Linked DNA regions of Homo sapiens: all the other regions are linked to region 1. The links are chromatin loops, found by intact Hi-C in ENCODE. Cell type or tissue: PC-9. All regions are shown on one strand. Each heading gives the region's core, and the rest is flanking DNA. Links, peaks and the distances in the headings are about the cores only. Region 1 holds the start of LOC105369709 (a long non-coding RNA gene). Region 2 has its middle 25 kb from the start of CCDC91. Region 3 has its middle 64 kb from the start of PTHLH.

Region 1 (8,598 bases), core at 117-8,116:
TTACTATCCATAGTGTAGAGGAGAGGCCACGCAATTCCCACGCACTTCACTCCTCTCTCATCCTCCTATTGCCAGTGAATTCTCTCCCTCTCCTAAAGTTCAAAACCACCAGCCCCAACTTGGCAGCAACCCGGGAGACAGGGCAACAGCAGCCAGGGTGGCAGCAGCTGTAACCTCTTGCAAATCACCTCCTCTGAGTCTAAATTTCACAAACACATAGTTCAACAGTTGCTAAAAACACTCATTGCTTCTTGGCATCTAAAGAAGGCATTTCAGGACTCCTCAATTTTAATTAACTAGGCATTTCAGGACTCCTCAATTTTAATTAACTATCTCAAATATTAAAGAACATTGCTGAGTTTGCTGAAGCATTTTTACAGTTGTAGAAGAAAGCATCGGGTGTGAGGGGAAGACCTTCACAGAAACACATGCTATTCTGGATACGTGACCATTTATGAATATGTCCTGCTTCATTTAGTTATTGTCAGGTTCCCGACTACACCAATTATGTTCAGGGTCAGGTACCAGCCCATGCTGCAGTCTGGAGGGAGTGAGTGGATGAGCAGGAAGAACACCTGGGGGCCGTAGGCAGGTGAAAGATGGTTTTATTCAGCAGCAGCTCTCATCAACGCTTTCTCACACTGTCTGCCTGTCTCAGCTGCTTAGTCCAGCTCCCACATGCAGCTGTGCAGCTGGCTCTCCCTTGCCTTCAGGGTCAGCAGCTTAACTCTCTCTCTCTGGGCACAAGTGAGCCAAGCTGTGTCCTGGCTCTCCTCTGTCCATCTCCAAAGACGAACAGCTTTGACACTGTCTCTGGTGCCAGCATGCCTGCACAGTGTCAACAAGGCAATTATACCTTTTACAGACAATAGCGGCTTAGGGCCAAGGAATGGCCTTCCCATCTCATGGCTACATGGCTGTGATAACAAGTGGAGTTATACGCCTGTGCTGTAAACTCGCTGAGTCACTCAGGATGTTTACCTCAGCCTATCCTTGACCAAAGCACAGCCATGTTTCTTACGGTTATGAATTAACCTGAAAAGGGGAGACAATTGACTAACTTTGAGTAGGCATGTTTGAAAAGAGGTGGATTGCTAACGTGCAGTATTTTGTCCATAGGATCAAATATTTTAGGAAAATACTTCTTGTTTTCTGATATTAGTGCTAGGTTTTCCTTTGCATCAGGGCAAGGATATTTACCCCCAACATCAAAAAAGAATGGCCCTACCTTAATTACTTACTACTCACCATGGAGAAGTATAATTCTTTTGTGTACTATGAACATTTAATTAGTGGCCCTTTTTGGAATGCTCGGTTGGCACTCCTGTGTTACTTATCAACTTTTTCTGGCCTTGCCACTGCAGTTGCTCCTAATGCCTAACTCCTTAATGATGTGATCATCTTCCCAATCAGATGTGTTGGGAAGGGCAGCACATCTCAGATGGTAACTGAATGCAGTTCACCTGGGCATCTTGTCACCTGCAGATTTTCATTCAGTCGGTCAGGAGAGAGCCCATGGTTCCTCTTTTCTAACAAGCTCCTAGTTAATGCAGTTACTGCTGGTCACAGAGCCATGCTCTTGAGTAGCAAGGTATAGTGGAGGAATGACAGGCAGCGTTAAGAGGGAAGATTACCATTCAGAGAGCCACAAACCACCTGGGAAAATAATATACCAAGAAGAGGTGAGAAGTATGTATATGTGATGATGTATTTATTCATATTAATGTATATGTGTGAACATATGAACTATCTCTGCTTAAAAATGGCATTCTTCAATAGATGCTTTGCAAAAAACATTTAAAAAGGAGGTATGGCCGGGCACTGTGGCTCATGCCTGTAATCCCAGCACTTTGGGAGGCTGAGGCGGGTGTAAGAATTAAAGAAAGAGGAGAGAAACGTGAAGGGTGGCTTGCCAGTTCACAAGGACAGGTTTATTTTAGGAAACAAATCTGAGAGGGACTTCTGGCCGAGTTAGGTCAGAGCCACACTCTCTTATACACTAAAAGTTGTTAAGGATTTAGGGTATGAGAGTTTATCAGAGGCTTGGACTGCTTCTGTGACTCTTTGTTGTGCTTATCTGAGAGGGAGAGTTGTGTGTCTGTTCCCATGCATCTTTTTGCAGCTGCAGGCATACCCCCGAGTCTGCTTTTAGCTTCCCTATTTTAGCGCACCTGAAGGGAAAGGAATGTGCTTATTAAGGCCCACTGTTTTACTGGGGCCCATTGCATGAGGGTGAAGATTGGCAGTTACCCAAGGAACTTTTCCCCCACCTCCCTTTATGCCTGAGCTGTCTTATCTGTGTTTTACTCTCTGCTATTTCTGGCTGCTTATAGTTAGAAGAGAAGTGATTTCCTTGAAATGCATGAGGCTAGAAAGGGAGCTGGAACTTAAAGTGGTGGTGTTTGTCTGAGATGACGGTGCTGCTGCTGTCAGTGGGCAGATCACTTGAGGTCAGGAGTTTGAGACCAGCCTGGCCAACATGGTGAAACCCCATCTCTACTAAAAATACAAAAATTAGCCGGGTGTGATGGCGCGTACCTGTAATCAGCTACTTGGGAGGCTGAGGCAGGAGAATTGCTTGAACATGGGAGACGGAGGTTGTGGTGAGGCGAGATCGTGCCACTGCACTCCAGCCTGGGTGACAGAGCGAGACTCTGTCTCAAAAAAAAAAAAAAAAAAAAGGAGGTATGAAGCTATTTAGGATGTTTTATAGATAATCTTAAATATTTGGTGTGCTGTTGCTTAAAATGAGTGAATATATATAAAATGCCTAGTGCTGCGATGGGTTTAAGTACAATGTGTTACTTATATTTATTATTATAGTTTTATGCTGCTTCTAGGATTCAAAGGTCGAGGAATTAGAATAGAAAGGTGTTCCTTGGAGAAATAAATTGTTCACAATTGGAAAAGGACAGGCACGGAGATAGTCACCAGGAAGTGGAACAAATCAAGAACCACCCATGTCTTTTACCACACAATAGCCATACCAGCTGGAGGAAGGACTGTAAGTACCATCTTTCCAGAAGTGCGCAGGTTATGGAATAGCTGCAGCATGAGAGGCTGTCACTGCTTCTCGCCTCAGTCACATTTGCAGCCTGAGACTCTCCTGACCACTGGAAAAACAAAACAAAACAAAAGGAACACAGGAAAAAAAGTTAAATTTCCCTTTTAAAAATAGAAAAAGTAAAACCAGCATTAGGTTTAGCAATTATCAGCAGTAACTGAATTTTAGGGAGAAAGGCAGTGAATTATAGCAATATGAAAAAGCACTCTTCATCCAAAATCAGATTTGTTAATTCTAATTTTTTATAAAGAAAGAAAGCAGTTATTTTTACAAAACAGTATAATTGAGATTGTGTATTACAAACTAAATTTTTATACCACGATTTTATTGTTCTCTCATCCTGTTTGAGTTGTAAAGTCTTGTTTTTCAGTGGAGTTTATAGTCTTTAATTAAAGCTGGTGGAACTTACTTTATAAATGTAAATGTTTATCAGTTGCTGGGGAAAGCTTACTAGGATTCAGCAAAACCATTAATATACAAAGCACTACCATCCACCTAGTGGTAAAAATCCAAATTGCAAGCATTGCGTCTAAGTTGAGAGGCTCCAAACCGCGTTTGAGGAGTCCGCCAGATTTCAGCCTACCTAACCACAGGGGCCACGTGTGGTCATCTGCGGCTCTCATTCCTTTTGGGGGGTTCAGTGCACCCAGAGACACATGGGCTGCTCATGCACTGCTTTTGAGGCTGGAGTTAATGCACTCCTGAAAAAGCACACTCTTCACTCTCTTCTTAATTCCTTAATACATGTTAGACCTCTCTGTATGTGGGAGAAAAATAGCTAATACTCTAATTATTATAACTATATTCAAAATTATGTAGTAAATACTTTCTCAAGTTTGTGAATAGAATGGAAGAAATGAAATAAGTATTTAAAAGGTCTGTTACTACTGATAAGAGCTTATCTAAATTGAAGTGACAAAGACCATAGTAAAAATGATGACTAGGAGGAGGCTCAGAGAATGTTCTACACTGTTTAAATTCTTATTGCTTTCCCTTGAGAGGCAGTGTAATATAATGGAAAAGCACTGGCAATGAACAAACTTGGTTGTGGGGCTTTGGGAAGCCCTCTGAGCCTCAGTTTCTTTACTTTTAAAATGGGGCGATAACTTGGAACACATACTATCATGAGATTAAATAATATACGAAAAGTAATTAATACCATGTGATCACAGAGCCTGGTTTACGGAGTAGAGGCAAAAGTCATAAGTTTTTCCTTAGTTTCTGTATATTTGTGAGGCGTTCAGCACCTCCAGCAACACAGTATCCTCCAACACCACCTGGGCTCATGAGCTCAGCATTGAGTCAGAGGAAAGGAGGTCTCTTTCTGATTCATGGTTCCACTTCCTGAGGTTCCTTAGTCATCTGAACTGGTCCAGACGAGGCTGCCCCTACTGAGAAATGTTCATGTTCTGTTTTGAGTCAGGTTACATTATTTACTGATAGTCTTGCCTGGATGTAAATGGTGTTTGTGTATTGGTTCACGATGTGGCCAAGGTAACACATACGTTCTTCCGAAGCTGGCTTTCATTTTTTTGGAGAAAGTTATGAATAGCCGCAGAGAACTGGAAACTGTCTTTCAGCTTGGTGGAACAGCGGAAGTCGGCAATAGGTGGAGTGGAAGCTGACTAACTTGCAGGGTAACCTCTGGGGAGGGTTACATAACCTCTGGGTTTGCCACCTGTACTGCGAAAGCCATGAACTGAGGGTTGCTCCCCTGCTCCTGGTGAGGGGTAACTGAAAGAGTGGTTTCCACCCACTCTTATGAAACATTAGCATTTCAATCACAGTGATTGCCACATTTATGGCTGTTAGCACTATATGACTATGGTGGTAAATAATTTGATTTATGTGAATTTAGCTTTATGATTTGAATGAAAAGAATACAGACTCACAAGAGTTAGAATTACTGGTTTCTTCTTTTTTTTTTAAAGGTACACAATACTGTCCCTCTACTTATTAAATAATACATGCTTAAGGCAGAATATTTGATATACAGATGCTCTTCAAGTTACAACAAGGTTACGTCCCAATAAGCCCATCATAAGTTGAAAATATTGTAAATCAAAAATACATTTAACACACCTCACCTACTGAGCATCATAGCTTAGCCTGGAACACTTACATTAAATATGCCCAGAACACTTACATTAGCCTACAGTTGGGCAAAATCATCTAACACAAAGCCTATTTTATAATAAAGTGTGGAATATCTCATGTAATTTATTAAATTCTGTACCAGAAGCAGGAGACATAGATGGCCATTTTGTGGACAAGATGGCATGTGAAAACACAAAACATGGTATCCAAAAAATGCTGGCAACACAGTGCCCTGCAGAGACTCAGTTTTTGATCTTCGTGGTCGTGTGGCTGACTGGGAGCTGTGGCTCACTGCGCCTGCCCAGCATCGTGAGAGAGTGTGGTACCACATATCACTAAACTTGGAAAAGATCAAAATACAGCACTTGAAATAGGGTTTCTACTGAATGTGTATGGCTTTCATACCATTGTAAAGATGAAAAATCATAAGTCGAACCATCCTAAGTTGGGGACTGTCTGTACATGGCATAATGAAAACAGTCACTCACAATCAGGCTATACATCCTAGTGCTCCTAGGACAGTCTCAGTCCAAGTAGTGCCCCCTTTCGCTCTCAAGAGTGTCCCAGTTTGAAGGATAGTTTATGTAGTCACTCTGCTACCATAGTGTCCCTAGACTGCCTCACAGAGGTAACTGCTATGCACGTGTTGGCCAATGGTTATAAAATCCATTTTCCAACAATAAGGTCATAGCAGAGTGAGGAAGCTCCTACACTGGGGAGCCCCATAAACCAGGTTCTGGAGTTTGACTGGGTCACTTACTAGCTCTGTGACTTTAAGCAAATGATTTTCTTAAAAAGATGCAATTATTTCCTTGTCACATCTTGTCAAATGCATCAAAATAATATATGCTTATGATAAATTCTAACAGTATAAAAAGGTACAAGCTGCTGCCCGCTGCACCCCTCCCCTACTTCCCAGAAGTAATCATCTTCTATTAGGCTAGTTATTTTACCTCTTTGCTCCTCCTTCTCTCAACTGAAAGATGGGGATTATAACACTCCTCGCATAGCCTCATCTATACTCACCTTATGTGCCCGGCACAGGTCCTGAGGTATAGTCAATGCTAAAAAAATGCTTATTAAATTAAGATTACTGGCATGTTCTTTAGTAGCCTGCTTCTTTTCACTTAGCAAGTATACAGAATGGTTTCTTAACCTCATTTGTAATAAACAAAAATCCCCCAGTAAATATGGAAATGTGAATTTTCTGAGGGGCCTCTATTCAAATGTTCTTAAGCAAATATTACCAGGTTCAATAAGCATAGAAATGGAACCATCATCCCCCTGCTAGAAGCTGGTCCTTCCAGGTGGGGCTTGGGGCAGTCTGGGTGTGTGGGAGGCAGTGGGGTGGAACATTTGCACTGCTGTTTGTGGTGTACCTGTTCAGTCATAAACAGAGGGCTTTAGTTTCCATCTGGCTCCCTGCACTGGCACTAAAGTAACATTGAAAAGAAAAAGAGAGTAATGAAAAAGACATCTAAACTGCTGCTGGGTAGGGTCAAAAAAAAAAAAAAAATGTGGTCCAACGACCCCAGGTTCTAATGTGGTCAGAATGAGGCAGGAGACGACGATTTCTGAAATACAAGAAGCCAAGGAGATGTATTTTGACCATGAAGAAGATTAGTTCTTGTCAATTCTCGGTATGATGAGTGCTACTCACTCTGTAGTCAAAACAACCCGCTGAAACGGAGGATTGCTGACAAGAACGTCCTCCCTTTCCTGTCGCTTTATTTAGTTCCAGTCAGTTCCAGCTTGTTTTGTCACAGTCAGAGGCGAGGAAGATGCCTCAGTTATCCTCAATATCGTGGAAACTTTGGTTCACAGAATTCACTCTTTTTAGGTTCTTCCAGCCCTCTGTCTCTGCCGTCCCGGTCTCCACCCTGGCTGTTGTACTGGGCTTGAAAACTCTTTCCTAAGTTGGGGATCCAGGAGTTGAGCTATGGTCACTCGAAGGCCCATCTCAGTTTTCACTGAATCCTATGCCTTTTTAGGCTCTTTGAAGTGGATTAAAATCCACTCCCCGCCTTACTCCCAGGTGGGAGCATGCAAAACAATAACCTCTAGCATTTCCCCCAGTTACAGAGCTGTTCTGGCACCAAACATGTATCAAAAGGAGATCACTCAAAAGACATTCTTGGCATGCTGTGAAAAGCAAAAGATTTACCTCCCTGACCACTAATAGGTTATAGGTTTGTGTTCCTTTCTCCAGGGATGACACCTTGACTCTTGAAAACATTTTCTGTATATCATATATAGTGTGACATGCGGCAAACAAGTCTTAATTATCACACTCCAGGTCTGTTATTAAAAATCATCTTAAGATAATAAATATATGTACTTTTAACCACATAGACATTTGTTGTTTTTAACCATATTAATGCCACACTTTAACATTTTTCCGTATTAGTTATCTGTATTTGTTATCTATTTCTATGTAACAAATTACCCCAAAACTTATCAGTTTAATAAACAGATATTTATTATTCATATACTTTCTGAGGGTCAGGAATCCAGGCGCAACTTCACTGGGTGATTTTGGCTCTGTTGCTTGTGTGGGTTCAGTCAAGATGTAGGCTGGGGCTGCCGTCGTCTGAAAACTTGGCTGGGCTGGTGAGTCCACCCCTGAGCTCATGCACGTGGCTGTTGGCTGGGGGCTTCAGTTTTCCACCCTGTGGGCCTTTTCATAGAGCTGCTCATGACATGGCAGTTGGCTTCCTCCAGAATGAGTGACCCAAGAGTGAGGACAAGACAGAAGCCACAGTGATAGAACACGACTTCCACTCTATTCTTTTGGTCACGTAGACCAATTCTGGTACAAGATAGAAGAAGACTATCTGAGGGTGTAAATTATAGGTGCCACCTTGGAGGTTGGTGATCACAGTCCATCTTTTGGGTTCTTATGATTTATATCCCTTCCATAGGCAAAATACTCTTAACTCCTCATAAGTTCCCCAAAAGTCTCATCCCATTAGAGCATAAACCTGAGGTCTAGATTATTGTCATATATTCAGGCCTGGGTGCAGATGAGGCTTGTCAGGTGTAATTCCATATGGACAGTTCCTTGAGTACCATTTCTTTCTATCCATACACCTGTGGGCTGCAAAGACAAGTTATTTGTCCCCCACACTCAACATACAGGCTTAGCTAGACATTGGATAACCACTATTGATATTCCTGCCCAAAGATGGGCAGAGTGGGAAGCACACAACGATCACTAGCAGGTCTGAAATCCAGTTGGGCAAACTCAGAAGCTCCTTGATTGGGTCTCAGTCACACTCCTGAGTAGCAGTTATTCTATTCACTCCTGGCTCTGCTTTCTGGACTCTTGATTCTCTCTGAGTCATCCTTTTTTCAAGAAAACATCATGTGTTTGTGGCTGAGTAGTTTTCTCAACCTGTTTCTTATCTATATACATTTTGGGGTTCAACAGCCTCTTT
Region 2 (8,598 bases), core at 374-8,373, 340 kb after region 1:
CGGGCAGATCATGGGGTCAGGAGATCGAGACCATCCTGGTTAACACGGTGAAACCCCGTTTCTACTAAAACATACAAAAAATTAGCCGGGCGTGGTGGCGGGCGCCTGTAGTCCCAGCTACTCGGGGACTGAGGCAGGAGAATGGCGTGAACCCGGGAGGCGGAGCTTGCAGTGAGCGGAGATCGCGCCACTGCACTCCAACCTGGGCGACAGATGGAGACTCCGTCTCAAAAATAATAATAATAATAATTAAAAAAATAAAAAATAAAAACACTGGGAAATAGTAAGATTAATAGCATGGGAATGGATTATGAAGATCCATTCCTTCACTCAACTAATTTGGCAGCATCCATTATGCTTCAGGTCCTCTGCCAGGATCTAGGAATACAAGACCAATAATCCTACTACTGCCTCATCCTGTAATTAATATTCATAATAATGATCTTAACTTGTTGAAAAAATATTAAATTACATTAGGTAAGTTTTATTTCAAAAGACGGAGAAGTACAGAGACAACAAGTTGACTTACGGTGTTAAAAGTCAAGTTAATGGTTATGCTTGGTAGAAATGGGGGATGGGTAGTGAAAGGAGGGACCACAAAAGAGGCTTTTGAGAATCTGGCAGTGTGTTTCTTGACTGTGTGTGGGTTACAGGAGTGTACGTGAGTGTATTTGCTTTGTGAGCATTCGCTGACTTGCACATTTGGGATTTGCACACTTTTCTGAATTTTTACTTTAATAAAGATGTACATAAAGTTGAAAAAAAAGGCAAGGAAATATTTCATAGGTAATTGAAAGACATGTCTTCCTTTCCTTTTTCAGCCAAGCTTCGTCAGCTTTTTCTAACTCCTAAAGCCACTACAACATTCCAACAGATTCCATCTGACAGTCCAGTGATCCAGCTCTGAGATTGCTAATGACAGAATCACCATCTCCTATGGCCACTCTTCAATCCCCTCCTGTGATGGCTCTAGTCCCTTTGATGCTTTGGCTATTCTTTCCTTTTGAAACTTTCTCCTAATTTGGCTTTCGTGATGCCGCACTCTCAGAGCCTAATTCTAATTATTAAACTGTTGCTTCTCAGCCCCCATCGCTAGATTTTCTTCTAACCACTTCTTAAATATTGGTGTTCTGGGTTCCACCCTCAGCCTATTCTCCTCCCTTCTTTCTGGTTTTAACTACAGTCCATCGAAAATGCTCAAATCCGTATCTCCATCTCCAAACTTAAGATTCATTTTTATATTTTGAATTGTTTAGTTGGCATTTCCACCTACTTTCTTTTAAATAACTCAAACTCTGTAAGTTCCAACTGAAATTATTGTCCAAATGTCAGAATTCTGATTTTCATCAACTATTTCCTGTCTCAATTAGCAATCTATCCTTAGCCCAGTCATCCAAGGTAGATATTTGTGAAAAATTCTCTTTATGTCATTTTTCCCTCAATCCCCACATGAATAAACCACCATGTTTGTAATTAATACCAATTAAATAATTTTCAAATTTACCCTCTGTTCTCCATTTTGATGAAGTAGGTTTAGTTTGTACCCTCATTTTCTTTTTTTCTCCTAGAATATTTTTTATATCCCCATAAATAGGTCCTCTGTCTTAGATCTGGACATCCCTCTTGTCTGTTATTCACATTGCTGCTATAGTCATCACACTGCTGCTATAATCATCACACTGCTATCAATACTATATATAGCACAATCCAAAGAGCATTTCCTGGTTAGGATGGCAGCATGAACACAGCTGTCTAAAACCTCAATTAACATCTTCCTATTGAAATTCAAGAATGGTTTAACCCCAGAATTGGTACTAGAAACTATGGAAGGGTACCATTGACCTGTCACAACACTCAAGAGATTCCTAATAGTTTTAGGGCAAATGGAGCCACGTTGAGGAAAAAGTCAAGAGAACCTGCTCTTATGAAATAACAGAGGAGGCCAGGCACAGTGGCTCACGCCTGTAATCCCTGCACTTTGGGAGGCCGAGGCTGGTGGTTCACCTGAGGTCTGAAGTTCGAGACCAGCCTGGCCAACATGATGAAAACCCATCTCTACTAAAAATACAAAAAATTAGTCAGGCGTGGTGGTGGGCACCTGTAATCCCAGCTATTCAAGAGACTGAGGCAGAAGAATCACTTGAACCCAGGAGGCGGAGGTTGTAGTGAGCCGAGATTGCACCACTGCACTCCAGCCTGAGCAACAAGAAAGAAAGAAACTCTGTCTCCAAAAAAAAAAAAAAAAAAAAAAAGGAAAGGAAAGAAATAACAGGAAAGATCAGAGGCAAGTCTATAAACTGAGACAATGGAAAGTAATCTTTTAAAAAAGGACAACATTTAAAAGTGGTTGAATGAGAAAAGGGAAGATTTAATAAACTAAAAATGCAATGGGTTTTTTAAAAAGTCTTCATAAGAAAAGAAGCAACATTGCAGAAAATAAAATTAGTTTTCAGAAGAAAAAGGGTGGCGAGACAAAGGGATGAGAACAAAGATGATAGATCTATATTTTTGCCATCATAAGCAAGAATGTAAAGAGCATTCTTATATATAAATCTTTGCATGTTATCTGCTTATTTCTTTAAAAAAGTTTTAATTGTAGAAACACTTGGTTGTGCACTTAGAAAAAATCTGCAATGTGTTATCGAATTACCTTACAAAATGATTATATAGATTTATCTGTTACCAACAGTGTTTAAAAAATATGAAAGATGGCCAGGCACAGTGGCTCATGCCTGTAATCACAGCACTTTGGGAGGCCGAGGCAGGCAGATCACTTGAGGTCAGGAGTTCAAGACCAGCCTGGCCAACATGGTGAAACCTCGTCTCTGCTGACAGTATGAAAATTAGCTGGGTGTGGTGGCACGTACCTGTAATCCCAGCTACTTGGGAGGCTGAGGCAGGAGAATTGCTTGAACCCATGAGGCAGAGGTTGCAGTGAGCCGAGATCACACCACTGCACTCCAGATTGGGTAAGAGAGTGAGACTGTGCCTGAAAAAATAAAAATAAATAAATAAATAAATAAATATAATACAAAATATAAAACCAAATTCCCTCATATTCAATTTCATATGACTATTGTAAAATTTTAAATCCTTATGTTGCTATATTGTTTTAAATTCTATTAATGTTTATCTTCAATATTTGAAAATATACATCTCAAAATTTGTTGACAGTGGCATTAAGTTTGCATCAGGATTTCTGTTATTTAAATTGAACTCACTGTTGAACTACCTTTGGTACTCTTCCCAATTCCTTTTTTACTATCATTTCTCCTTTCTTTTATTGTTTATTTTGATGCATCTCTCATTGGGCTGGGACACCTCTTGATACATTTTTCATTAAGGATATTTGGGTTTTTATCCATAATATGTACACCCATATTCCTCTTCCTTGGTTCCCTTAACCCTCTAATTAACAATTGTATCTATAGCCCAATTTTCTTTAGGAATAATCACATTTTACATAAGGTATAACTACATTGATAACTCCTAGATGTTAAAATATTCAATGAACATGAGTTTAAGAAAAAAAATGAATATTTGGGTGGTATACTTTCTGAGCCATACATATAAGAGAATGTCTTTCTGTTGCCATCATATGCAAACAACAATCTAGCTGGGCATGACTTTTGTTCTTTTTTTATGGTCTCCTGACATTTGCAGAGCAGAAGTCAAGGGCTACCACTCCTCGTTAGAATTTGCCAATAAGAAGCAAGTGCTTCTTTCTGCAGCCAAATACTGCAGAAAGGTGCAATGGATCAGAGAATCCATGTTGACCAAATGTACCAGCACAAAAGTGGAATTGAATCTTCTCTAAAAGAGAGCAAGCGATTTTTTGACAAACTCCATAATGAAGTTAATAGTTAACTGGAGTGACTCATGCCTGCAGTCCTAGCTACTTGGGAAGCTAAGGTGGGTGGACTGTTTGAGCCCAGGAGTTTGAGGCTGCAGTGAGGTATGATTGCACCACTGCACTACTGCCTGGGCAACAGCAAGACCTTGCCTGTAAAATAAATACATAAATAAATTTTTAAAAGAAATTAGTAAGACTTTGGAAAAGATCAGCCACTGTGAAAAGTACATCAACCATCAGCTTGAGCACAGGGTTCAAGAATATCCTGCAGCTCAAACCCAGCTGAGTGATGTAAGGAGCCAGCAAGGAAGTGGTGGAGTAATTGAAAGGACCAGACTTCTGTCTGAGGCTACAGAAGACAGAACATGTAAAACTAGAAATGGAAGAAAAGTGCAGCAGCATGACTGATGGTGATTCTTTGGTTAAGAGGTGGTGATTCTTTGGTTAAGATTAAACAGAGCTTAACAAAACTGAAGCAAGAAACTGTTCAGATGGACATTAGAATTGGTGTTGTGGAACACACATTACTCTAATCAAAACTGGAGAAACCCAGTGTGACTAAGGACATACACGTGACCATTATTCCAGAATCAGCAATAGATTCATATTAAAACAGGGTTTTTTCATGCTTCTGATTAGTCGTTCTTTATTTCAAATTACATCTCATGTTGCATAGATTTAAAAACATAATTATACCTCTTAAGGCATGTTCAATGGGTATTTTTTATACATACACACATATTCTATCATGGTGATTATGGTGGTTAAAGCCTTTACATTGAATATAATGCTTAATAAAATAATTACATTTTTTTAAAAAAAGAAGGATTGAGGAGATTTATAGGGTAGATGGGCATGGTAGCTCACATCTGTAATCCCAACACTTGAGAGGCCAAGGTGAAAGGATCCCTTGAGTCCAGGAGTTTGAGACTAGCCTGAGCAACATAGCAAGACCTTGTCTCTGTAAATAAATAAATAGCTAGGCACTGTGGCGTGCACCTGTAGTGTGAGTGCTACACTACAGCTACTCGGGAGGCCAAGGCAGAAGGATCACTAGAGACTAGGAGTTCGAGACTACCCTGGGCAACATAGGGAGACCCTGTCTCTAAAAAAAAAAAAAAAATTCCATGCCTGGTGGTGTGTGCCTGCAGTCATAGCAACTCAGGAAGTTGAGGCAGGAGGATCACTTGAGCCCAGGAGTTTTAGATTACAGTGAGCTATATCACATCACTGCACTCCAGGCTGGGCAACAAAGTGAGACCTTGTCTCTAAAGATGTGAAAATAAAAATACAATTTAAAAATAAATAAATAAGTAAATAATTTCAAAAAGAGAGAGATTTATAGGACACAAGAGGAGAAACCACTTCTCTGGAGGCAGTTGGAAACTAACATGAGCAAATATGAGATTCACAGTGGCTGTCATGAGAGTCCTTGACAACTACCTGCCATGGTGTTTCAGGCTGAGCTCTTGAGTTTTGAACTTCCTGATCTTTGTTTTTTCAGGTCTTCCAACAGTTGAATAAGCTCATAATTATTATAATAAACTTTGTATCTTAATTACATGGAGTAACTTCTGTTTTCCTGGATGATTACTGATTGATATAATATAGAAAATGTATTTGATAAAATTCAATATCCGATCCTTAATCAAAAAATAAAACCCATAATAAACTAAAAATAGATATTTAAAAATATGATAATATATCATTAGGTTCTATCATGTTTAATGATAAAACATTACAGGCATTCCAGCAAAAGTCAGAAATAGTACATGATGCATGCTAATACCATTATTATTTGCTGACGTATTTCTGTAAACTTTAGTCCACGAACATCAGGGTGTAATTACAGGATAGGAGAACAAAATATTCATTATTGTCAGATGTGATTTTCTTTTACTCTATAAAACCCAAATGAATTAAAATCAGTAGAAACTTATGAATTTTTCTTCATGCCAACAAAAACAAAGTCCAGTTATGAAATGTGGCGGGGAAAATTTACAATAGTAATATATATGCACATACATATGTGTGTGCATACCTATTTATATCATGATCAAACTTAACAAATCCATAGAAAGTGCATGAAGTAATCAATAAAACTTTTCTTAGAGAGACAAGTTTTGAATAAATGGAAAGACACATTACATTCTTGGATGTTGAAGATTAGGTATTATGAAGGTATCAAGGGCCTTCAGATTAATTTTCACCAAACTAGTCAATTACACTGGTTGTTTCAATTTTTTAATAAACAGCACCATTCAAATTTTCACTCCCTCAACAATAGCATAAAATGTTTATGGTGTCTTTCTAGTGTTTTAAATTAGAAAAAAAATGGCCATTGTTCTTAGCCTTAAAGATATATTGGTGATTGAAAGACTTAATCGTGCTAAAATGCCAATACTATCCAAAACCATCTACAGGTCTAACATAGTCTTTATCAAAATCCCAACAATTTCTTGTCTTATGCTGAGTAAGAAAAATTCACCTTAAAATTCATATAGATCTCTCAAGCCCAGGAGTTCAAGGTTGCAGTGAACCATGATTATGCCAGCGCACTCCAGCCTGGGTGACAGAGCGAGACCCTGTCTCAAAAACATAAATAAATAAATAAATAAATAAATAAATAAAAAGAAAAAATTTATATAGACTCTTAAGGGAACACAAATAGCCAAAAAAATCTTGAAAAACGAAGCAAGTTGAACCTCTCACACTTCCTGATTTCAAAACTTGTTACAAAGCTAAATGAATTAAAACTGTGGTATTGGCATAAAGACAGATAAATAGACCAATGGAACAGAATAGAGAGCCCAGAAATAAACTCTTGGATATATGGTCAAATGATTTTCAACAAGGGTGTCAAAACCATTAAATGGGAAAGAACAGTCCTTTCAACAAAAGATGTTGCAAAAACTGGATATCCACATGCAAAAGAATGAAGTTGGAAACTTACCCTATGTTATGGTTTGGATGTGATTTGTCCCCACCAGAACTCATTTTGAAATTTAATCCCCAACATAGCAGTGGTGGGAAGTGAGGCCTAGTGGGAGATGTTTGGGTCATGGGGACTAATCCCTCATGAATGGATTAATGCCTTCCTGAGGGAGTGAGTGAGTCCTCCTGCTCATGGGAATGAATTGGTTCCTGAGAGAGCAGGTTGTTAAACACGGTCTGGCTTCCTTGGTTTCTCTCTCTTGCTAACTCTCTTGCTATGTGATATCTTTGCCCCACTTCTCTTCAGCCTGAGGCCCTCACCAGATGCAGCTGCCCAATCTTGAACTTGCTAGCATACCAGAATTATGAGTTAAATAATCCTCTTTTCTGTGTAAATTACGTTGCCTTACATTGTAAGGTATTCTGTTATAGCAACACTAAGTGGACTAAGACACCTTATATCTTATATAAAATTAACTCAAAATGGGTCAAAGACCTAATGTAAAAGCTAAACCTATAAAACTCTTAGCAGAAACAGAGACGCTTCATGATATTGGAGGTGGCAATGCTTTCTTGGATATGATACCAAAACACATGCAAAAAAAGAAAAAAACGATAAATTTGGACTACATCAAAGTTTAAAACTTTGTGTATCAAAGGACACATTCAACAGAGTGAAAAGACAACCCATGGAATGGGAGAAAAATATTTGTGAATCATATATCTGATAAGGGGTTAGTATCTAGTATATGTAAAGAACTACAACTTAACAACAAAAAAAACCAACTCAATTTAAAAATGAGCCAGGGTCCTGAATAGATAGATATTTCTCCAAAGAAGATATACAAATGACCAATAAGACCATAAAAAGATGTTCAATGTCACTAATCATTAGGTTAATGCAAATCAAAACTACATGGAGATACCACTTCACACTCATTAGGATGGCTACTATCAAAAAAACAGAGTAAGTGTTGGTGAGGATGCCGATAAAATGAGCACTGTTGGTGGAAAGATAAAATGGTGCAGTCACTATGGAAAATAGTATAGTGATTCATCAAAAAAATTAAAAAACAATAACTGGCCAGGCGCAGTGGCTCACGCCTGTAATCCCAGCACTTTGGGAGGCCGAGGTGGGCAGATCACGAGGTCAGGAGATCGAGACCATCCTGGCTAACACGGTGAAACCCCGTCTCCACTAAAAAATACAAAAAATTAGCCGGGCGTGGTGGCGGGCGCCTGTAGTCCCAGCTACTTGGGAAGCTGAGGCAGGAGAATGGCGTGAATCTGGGAGGTGGAGCTTGCAGTGAGCCGAGAACGCACCACTGCACTCCAGCCTGGGCGACAGAGCAAGACTCCGACTCAAAAAAAAAAAAAAAGAATAACCACATGATCTAACAATTCTACTTCTGGGTATATACGCCAAAGAATTAAAAGCACGGTCTTGAAGAGATCCTTGCACACCCATGTACATAGCAGCATTATCCACAAGAGCCAAAAGGTGGAAACAACCCAAGTGTCACTGATGGATGGAGGAATGGATAAACAAAATGTGGTGTATGCATACAACAGAATGTTATTCAGCCTTAAAAAAGGAAGAAAATCTGACACTTACTAAAATGTGGATGAACCTTGAGGACATTCTGCTAGGTGAAATAAGCCAGTCAGAAAGAGACAAATACTATATAATTTCACTTACATGAAGAATGTAGAGTAGTCATATTGATAAAGACAGACAGTGGAATGATGGCTGCTAGGGGCTGGTGGGATGGGGGGAAAGGAGAGTTATTGAATGGGTACGAGTTTCAGTT
Region 3 (8,598 bases), core at 135-8,134, 86 kb after region 1:
TTTTATTATTACTCAAAATCAGTCTCTCTGAGCATTTGGGGTTGGCGTTTTTAAGGATAATTTGGCAGGTAGGGGCTTGGGAAGTGGGGAGTGCTGATTGGTCAGGTTGGAGATGGAATCACAGGGGGTCGAAGTGAGTTTTTCTTGCTGTCTTCTGTTCCTAAGTGGGATGGCAGAACTTGTTGAGCCAGATTACCAGTCTGGGTGGTGTCAGCTGGTCCATCCAGTGCAGGGTCTGCAAAATATCTCAAGCACTGATCTTAGATTTTACAATAGTGATGTTATCCCCAGGAGCAATTTGGAGAGGTTCAGACTCTTGGAGCCAGTGGCTGCGTGACCTCTAAACCATAATTTCTAATCTTTGTAGCTAACTTGTTAGTCCTGCAAAGACAGACTGGTCCCAGGCAAGTCAGGTATCTTTTTGGGAAAGGGCTATTATCAATTTTGTTTCAGAGTCAAACCATGAACTGAATTTCTTCCCAAAGTTAGTTTGGCCTATGCCCAGGAATGAATAAGGACAGCTTAAAGGTTAGAAGCAAGATAGAGTTGGTTAGGTCTGATCTCTTTCACTGTCATAATTTCCTCAGTTATAACTTTTGCAAAGGTGGTTTCAAAATCCACAGGGTGATTTTGATATACCTCCCAATTGAGGGGAGGAGAGGGCACGCCTCACTTTGATTCCTTTGAGGACATCTGCTTGAAGGCACCAGAAGGACAGACACCCCCAACTTGGCTCACCTCATCAGCTTCACTCCCTCCTTCTGGGCCTCTCTGACTGACACTGCCACCACTACTGTTCCCACTCAAAGCTCCTAATCATGCCCTATGAAATCTTCTCTTTCAAAAATATCTGCCTAAATATTAAGGAGCAAAGTGAAAACTTTCTAGCTCTTTGCTCTTAAACCCTTACTAGGCCTTTTGTGAGCTGGCCCTGGCTTGCATGTCAGTCTTCACACTCACATTCTCCACTCCATCTATGGGGGGCTCAGAGAGTGTCTCAAACACCAGGCTTTCTTCTCTTTCCATGCCCCTGGGTTTCACACACAGCTTTCCTGCTACCTGAAGTATTCTTTCTTTTTCTGGTTAGTTATCACTCATCTTTTCAGTCTGGATGGGGTGCTTCTTTCATAAACTTGTTCCTTTCCATTCCATGGCACTTACCACTGCTGATCAAAAAGCCAAACTTTGTAAAATATTTAAAGAGGTTTATTCTGAGCCAAATATGAGTGACCATGGCCCAGGGCACAGTCCCAAGAGGTCTTGAGAACATGTGCCTGAGGTGGTTGGGTTACAGCTTAGTTTTCTACATTTCAGGGAGACAGAAGTTACAGGCAAAGACATAAATCAGTACATGTAAGGTATACATTGGTTTGGCACGGAGGGCATGACATCTCGCAGGATGGGTGTGGTAGCTTCCGGGTCATAGGTGATTTAAAGATTTTCTGATGAGCAGTTGGTTGAAAGAGTTAAGTTTTGCCTGAAGAGTTGACATCAGCAGAAAGAAATGCTTGAGTTAAGGGGAGCTGCAGAAGCCAAGGCTCTTGTTATGTAGATGAAGCCTCTAAGTAGCAGGCTTCAGAGAGAACAGATGGTAAGTAAATGTCTCTTTTCATACCTTAAAAGGGGTCAGACTCTTAGTTAAATATCTACTGGATGCGGAAAATACATAGAAGGGGAAGAAGAGTCTACAGAATGCAAATTCCCCTACAAGAGACAGTTTTGCAGGGCATTTCAAAGTATGTCAAACAAATATATTTGGGGGTAACATACTCTGATTTCCTTGAGGGCCTGTTATCTGTCATGCAATGCCATTCCAAAGTCAGGTTGGAGCTGGGTATCTTATTGCCACAAAGAGTCTGTTTTGTCGTTCTTATGATTTTTAGTTTGGTGTTAATGCTGATCAGTTTTGCCTCAACCCCAAAGGTAAAAGCTATAATGAGGCATGTCCAATACCTCCTTTCCCATCGTGGCTTGAACTAGTTTTTCAGGTTGAACTAGTTTTTCAGGTTTCTTTGGGATCCCCTTGGCCAAGATGAGGGGTCCATCCAGTTGTTTGGGGGGCCTATAATTTTATTTTTGGCTTACACCACACTATTTTAATTATTAATACCTAGTTACTTATCTATATTGGCTTCTATACTCCAGGGATCTATGTCTATTGTAACCACCCAAGGGGTTCTTCCTGCCTGCTGCACAAATAAAGACCACAGCATTGCAGTAAAGAAAGAGTTAATAGACACGAAGCTAACCATTCCATGTGGGAGATGGAGTTAGTACTCAAATCATCTCCTCCAAAGCTTGTAGGTTAGAGGTTTTTGAAAGTCCGTTTGCGGGAAAAGGTGGGGGTGGGTAGGCTTGCTGCTGATTTCTTGGGAAGGAGATGAACTCATAGGGGGTCAAAGATGTCCTCTTGTGCTGAGTCACTTCTGGGTGAGGTCACAAGAGCAGGATTGGCAGGTCCAGGTAGTGTCAGACATGTAAAAATCCTGAAAAGATATTTCAAAGGCCAACCTACAATACTGGTATTATCTGCAGGAATGTCTGGCAATTTATGTCTACATCTTAGCAGAACTCAGATCCCTCTCTTTCCCCAGGCTAATGGCCTTTCATTAGCTTTACAAAGACAATTGAGTATTGGGGAAGGCCCAATATCATTTAAACTATAAACTAAGTTAGCTCAGCCTAAGCCCAGGAATGATTAAGGCAGCTTGAAAGCTAAAGGCAAGAGTTCGGGTGGGCCAGATCAGATCTCTTTCACTTTTATAATGTTTGCAAAGGCATTTCACTGTCTTTCTTATTGTTGACTCCTAGGCATTCAGCCCACCATCTGGTACATACTAGATGGTTAATACTTGTTTATTATATGAATAAATGGAGAGGACAAGAGGGAAATAAACAAGGATGATGCAAGAAGCATGAAATTATTCAAAGAACATGCTCCTGATCCTCTCCTAGCTTCTTTTCTCACAAGATTCAAAGGCTGTGACTCAGTCTACATCTCATTTTAGTTTGCTACATTCTAGTCTCAAAGGGTTGGTCTGATTGTGAAGACAATTTGTGTTTGCTAGTTCCCCTCTTCTATATTGGGTGGGGGGCACTGTTTTACTTCTCTAGCATTCAGGAATGAATCTGCAAGATATTTTGCTGCTTTTATAATAGGGAGCTTCTCATGTTTTTCATGAAGTGTAGCTTTTTCTTTTGCACTCTTGGGATCTGTCATGAGAAAAGCACACTCTCTGTGCTATTCCGCCTTCAGCCTAGGCCTCACAGTGAAGACATGTGGGACAGACTAGATAGAGCCCAACTGCAGCCTGAGTCAGAGCCACCCAGCTGACCTGCAGACCTGAGAGTAAGAACACAGATGTCTTTTGCTACAAGCCACTAAGATATCTGGGTTTGTTACCTGGCATTATTGCAGCAGTAAATAACTAATACACCATCTGCAGTATAGGAAGTAAAGAGCTCTCATTGACCCCAAATAAAATACGTACTTAGAAACATAAGAACTGTGGTTGATACAGCAGATTGCCTCACTCATCATCCATTCCAACCTCATTCTAGTATTGTAGAGTCTGGCAGCCACAAATTACATTTCCTAGATCCTCTTACAGCTAGGTTTTCAAATGTAACTTAGGTTCCATCAATCAGATGTAGTTGTATGAAACATGAATTCAGAACTGAGTTAAGCAAGGCACCCATTTTTATTGGTGCAGACTATGGCAGAAGCTTCCTTACTTGGCAACTTTCGGCACAGGTGGGGGCAACATTGTTTACCAAGGGGCGTCTTGTGATTCTGGAGACTGAGAGGTTCTCCTAGATCCTCTGCGTAGTCTGCTCTTCCAAGCCTTCCAATGTTTTTGTGAACCACATACCTGGTATTGTAGCATAAATTCCTTTCTTCTTAGTTAGAGTGATTTCTGTTGTCAGCTACCAAAGTCTAACTGATAGAAATCATACAGCTGGAATTTCAAACTATAAGCCCATAAAAATCATACCATAAGAATTTCAAACTAAAAATTACAGGCTGATTCCTCATAGCCTCTTAATCACCTATGAGATAAAATATAAGTTCAGCCTGATATACATTTCACAATATGACCCTAACCTACTTTTCCAAACTCTTCTCTTACATCCTTTCTCAACTATTATAAGCACCAGTCATACTGTGCTGCTAGACATACACAAAGAACAACATGCTTTTCTGTGCCTTGGGCATGACATTTTCTCTTCCATGCACTTACTTTTTAACTCCTTGTTTTGTTTAATTAGCAAATGTTTATTGATTGCCTGCAATATGCCATGTCCTGTGCTAGGCAGTGAAAGTATAAAGATAAATAAACAAGACCCCGATATGCAAGGAGATCATAATCTAGTGTGACAGACTAAAATATAAATAAATAATTATAATAAATCTTGTTAAGTGCTAAGATATGAGTTTGAAAAAAAAAGAAAAAAATTCCGGGACAATGGAAAAAAAAAAAAAAACCAGAGGCTTGTTTACCTGAAGAATTGGTAAACGCTTACCAGAGAAGGTAATCCTGGAGTTAGGGTTTATAATGTGAATCATCTTAGTCAGTTCAGGCTACTAAAACCATACCATGAACTGGGTGGCCTAAGCACATGCATTGATTTCTCACAGTTCTGGAGTCTGGGAGGTCCAAGTTCAAGGCACTGGCAGATTCAGAGTTTGGCAAGAGCCCCCTTCCTGGCTCATAGAAAGCCGTCTTCTTGCTGTGAACTCACATGGCAGAAGTGGGTGAGAGAGCTCTTTGGAGTCCCTTTTATAAGGAGTATTCCCATTTCTTAGAGCTCCATCCTCATGACCTAATTACCTACCAAACGCCCCACCTCCTAATACAGTCCCCTTGGGTTCAGGATTTCAACATATGAATTTTGTGGGGAACACAAACGCTCAGTCCATTGCATGAATTGTGTAGAAAATTGACCAGGTATAGCATATGCCAGGAAATGATGAAGAGCAATTCAGGCTTTCAGAGTAGGGGAGTAAAACAAAATTAGATCACATTTGCATTTCAATTGTAAATCACTTTTTAAAGCAATATTATGGAATCTGGCAAGCAAGAGAGTCAGTGGAGGTTTTTCTATAAGGAAGTAATGTGATTAAATTATACTCTCATGCTTATTCTGGTGGCCACATGGAACAGGGACTGGAGTGGAAGAGACTGACGACCAGGAAATAGTTTAGGAGATGGTTGCGATGCAGTGAGACTCTGAGCTAATTCAGTAGCAGAAGCGGGTGGAGAGAAAGAGATCAGTTGTCGGAAATGTGTTTCTGGGATAGAATGTATAGGACTTGACGAACCATTAGATCTGAGGAATAAGAGGAGAGAGGAATTGGGATTCTGACGTTTCTGGCTTTCATCATTGGCTAGATATGTGCAAGCACTTGTTAACTTTCAATAGATATTTATTGAGAAAATGACTACAATTGGCTCCACTCACCCAGAGAGAATATAAGAAAAGAATCGTGTGTGTGTGTGTGTGTGTGTGTGTGTGTGTGTGCATGTGCATGCATGTTGGAGCTGGGGGAGGAAAAAGTGATGTTTTGAAATGTTCCCGTGTTTTGTCCACTTGCTCATTGATAGTAGACAGATTAATTCTGGGGAGTGATCAGAACTGGAGCTATCTATTATATTTGGATATCAAGAGCATATAGGAAGATAAGAGAGGGTAATATTGCCCAGGGTTAGTGTGTAGAGTGAGAAGAAAATTGGTCTAGGGATAAATGTTGGGGAATGCCAATATAAAGGGAAGATAGAGCGGGAGGAATCAGAGAAGGAGACAGGGAAAGAATCCAAGGGGAAAACCATTTTAAGAAGATGGCATTTGGGATATCAAATGTAGCCGAGTAAGAGATGTAAAGTGTCCAGTGGATTGAAAACTAGGAAGAGCAGCTTGGCAAGAGCACGCTCCACTGTAGTTGTAGTTGGATGGTAGTGGTGTGAATAGGATCTGAGAGTTGGAAAGAGATAATATTAATATACTTACATGTTTGGGCCTGGGTGAGAATAGCAGGAGAGGTAGGGTAGTTGTTCTAGGGAGGCTAAGGATAACAGGAAGATATCTTCTTTCTTTTAACTTTTTTTTTGCGATGGAGTCTCACTCTGTTGCCCAGGCTGGAGTAACAGTGGTGCGATCTCAGCTCACTGCAAACTCCGCCTCCTGGGTTCAAGTGATTCTTGTGCCTCAGCCTCCTGAGTAACTAGGATTACAGGTGTGCCCCATCATCCCACCTAATTTTTGTATTTTTAGTAGAGATGAGGTTTTGCCATGTTGACCAGGCTGGTCTGGAACTCCTGGCCTCAAGTGATCCACCCGCCAAGGCCTCCCAAAGTGCTGGGATTACAGGCATGAGCCACCGTGCCCAGCCAGGGAAGATATTTTCTAGAGGAGAATGAAGAGACAGGATATAACAAAACTGCTGTCCTACCACTATTAATACCATCACCACCTCTGCTAACACCACCATTAACTAAAGTAAAGATACATTGCCTTGCTGGGCGCAGTGGCTCACACCTGTAATCCCAGCACTTTGGGAGGCCAAGGCGGGCAGATCACCTGAGGTCAGGAGTTTGCGACCAGTCAGACCATCATGGAGAAACCCCGTCTCTAATAAAAATACAAAATTAGCCAGGCGCTATATCCAGTCCCTCAGGAAGCCCTGTCAATTTTACCTCCCACACACCCACCTTTTACTTCTGTTCACTTCTTCTCCATGGTTGCCATCATTACCTTAGTTCAAAGTATCATCACCTTCTTCCTGGACCCTTATGTAACTCCTAGCTAGTTTTACTCTACCCCTCTGTTCTCTACACAGTAGCTGGAGTGAATTTTCTATTGGAAATCTGGTAACACCACATCCCTTCTTAAGCTTCCTAGGTGTTTCTTCACTGCCTTAACACAGCATGGGATGTTTCAGTCGTGCCTCATCGCCTTGCCTTTTCTACACCAATCACAGTTATCTTTTCCTTTTTTGTTTTTCTTTTGAGACGGAGTCTCGCTCTGTCGCCCAGGCTGGAGTGCAGTGACGTGATCTCGGCTCACTGCAAGCTCCGCCTCCCGGGTTTACGCCATTCTCCTGCCCCAGCCTCCCGAGTAGCTGGGACTACAAGCACCCGCCACCACGCCCGGCTAATTTTTTATATTTTTAGTAGAGACGGGTTTTCACCGTGTTAGCCAGGATGGTCTGATCTCCTGACCTCGTGATCTGCCTGCGGCCTCCCAAAGTGCTGGGATTACAGCCGTGAGCCACCGCACCCGGCCATCTTTTCCTTTTTAAAAACACTTGCCACAGGGCCTTTGCACATGTAGTTTCCTATTCTTGGAACATGTTTTCCTTCCCTCTTCATCATAGTCAATTTTTGCTCTTCTTTCAGATCTCATCTCTAGCACTGTTTTCTCAGAGAAGCCCTCTTCAACCTCCTTGACTGAGTCAATCCTTCCCATTTTCATAGCCCTGGATACCTTTCCTTATAGTGCATGTCACAGTTTTACATTTTGTCTCTCCCTCCACCTCTAGACTATAATCTCCAGAAAGAAATGGACCTTGTCTGTTTTTACGCATCATTATCTTACTCCAGCAATTAGCATGATGTTTCACACACAGTAGATGACCAATATTTGTTCAGTGAGTGAATGGTTGGATACATGGATGAATCAAAGTATTTATCAATTGTCAGTCATACTATATACAAGATTCCTTCATTAGATAAGAATGATATTAGATGATTTATAACGTTCCTTCAAACTTTTAGGCTGTTTTTTGCATGAGGGAAAATCCATCTTTAGATTATACCTGTCATTTCTTCGTGCCATATAGTGCTTCTTGCACCAAGAGACTATGTCATTTATTTAGCCTTTTGATGTTCAATCATGTGATTAACATAGTTATTCAATTCTAGGAGACAGAGATGGAATTTGACTTAGATATTCTGAGAAAAATTCCTCAAGTTATATTCAGAAAAAAATAAAAATAATCATTTACAAAGATAGTTAAGTAATCCCCTTAAAGAAGGAGCGTCAATGATTGGAAAGGCCAAATAGCAAGATGTGTCAGTCATGATATGAATTTAATTGTCATGAAGCGAAAAAGAAAATACATTATAGCAAATACTCCAGGACCAATAACAGATTTTTTTTTCACTGTTGGAAACCTTAGGTTTATGAAAGGACCTGTGTATGAACCAATAGCCCACTTTTAAAATTAAAGGCACAAAGGCATATTTTTAGAATAATATGTTTTGATAAGACATTTCTGAGAATTGAATATATCCATATTAACAACTTCATTAGTTGGGGAAGAAGTGTTTATTTTAATCTTTGCAAGATCTAGAAAATATCTAGTGTTGTAGCGTATACTGAGTACTTAAATATTATTGAATTATAGCAGAGAAATATACAATAGAAAAAATTAAGCTCTCCCTTTGAAGGACAATATGGATGAAAGCTGTGGCAGTTGTTTTCTCTTAAGCTCTTTGCAACCTACTCTCTCTCTAAAGGGTTGGCTCAATCTCACTTAAAGTATTCTGTATTTAGAGGTATAGGTACTGAACTTACCATAAAGCAATTTACCACCTT

Evidence for each region. Peaks named below come from ENCODE experiments on the same cell type or tissue, not always from the same donor. Only the 100,000 strongest peaks of a DNase experiment are listed, where the experiment ranks them.
Region 2: a loop joins it to region 1, with 2.4 times the contacts of the local background. A loop is called at or near these places in 2 of 110 quality-filtered maps.
Region 3: a loop joins it to region 1, with 2.4 times the contacts of the local background. A loop is called at or near these places in 4 of 110 quality-filtered maps.

What each region holds. Positions count from the first base shown.
Region 1 is chr12:27,817,801-27,826,398 of GRCh38, forward strand. LOC105369709 (a long non-coding RNA gene) reads right to left here and starts at 6,306. Exons shown (of 3, transcript XR_931459.3): 1 at 6,188-6,306; 2 at 2,988-3,113. RefSeq lists enhancers at 3,778-4,977, 4,427-4,496, 4,517-4,676, 6,971-7,080. In PC-9, for the core only: CTCF peaks have their summits at 3,562 and 3,762; DNase peaks (open chromatin) are centred at 3,591, 4,581 and 4,751; H3K4me3 peaks cover 1,940 bases; H3K27ac peaks cover 3,762 bases.
Region 2 is chr12:28,161,202-28,169,799 of GRCh38, forward strand. It overlaps the pseudogene IFT57P1. Among named protein-coding and RNA genes, the nearest start is that of CCDC91, 25 kb to the right of the region's middle. In PC-9, for the core only: no CTCF peak of the experiment used is centred there; no DNase peak of the experiment used is centred there.
Region 3 is chr12:27,903,952-27,912,549 of GRCh38, forward strand. No RefSeq gene overlaps it. Among named protein-coding and RNA genes, the nearest start is that of PTHLH, 64 kb to the right of the region's middle. RefSeq lists enhancers at 1,401-2,198, 2,199-2,997. In PC-9, for the core only: no CTCF peak of the experiment used is centred there; a DNase peak (open chromatin) is centred at 4,000; H3K27ac peaks cover 1,619 bases.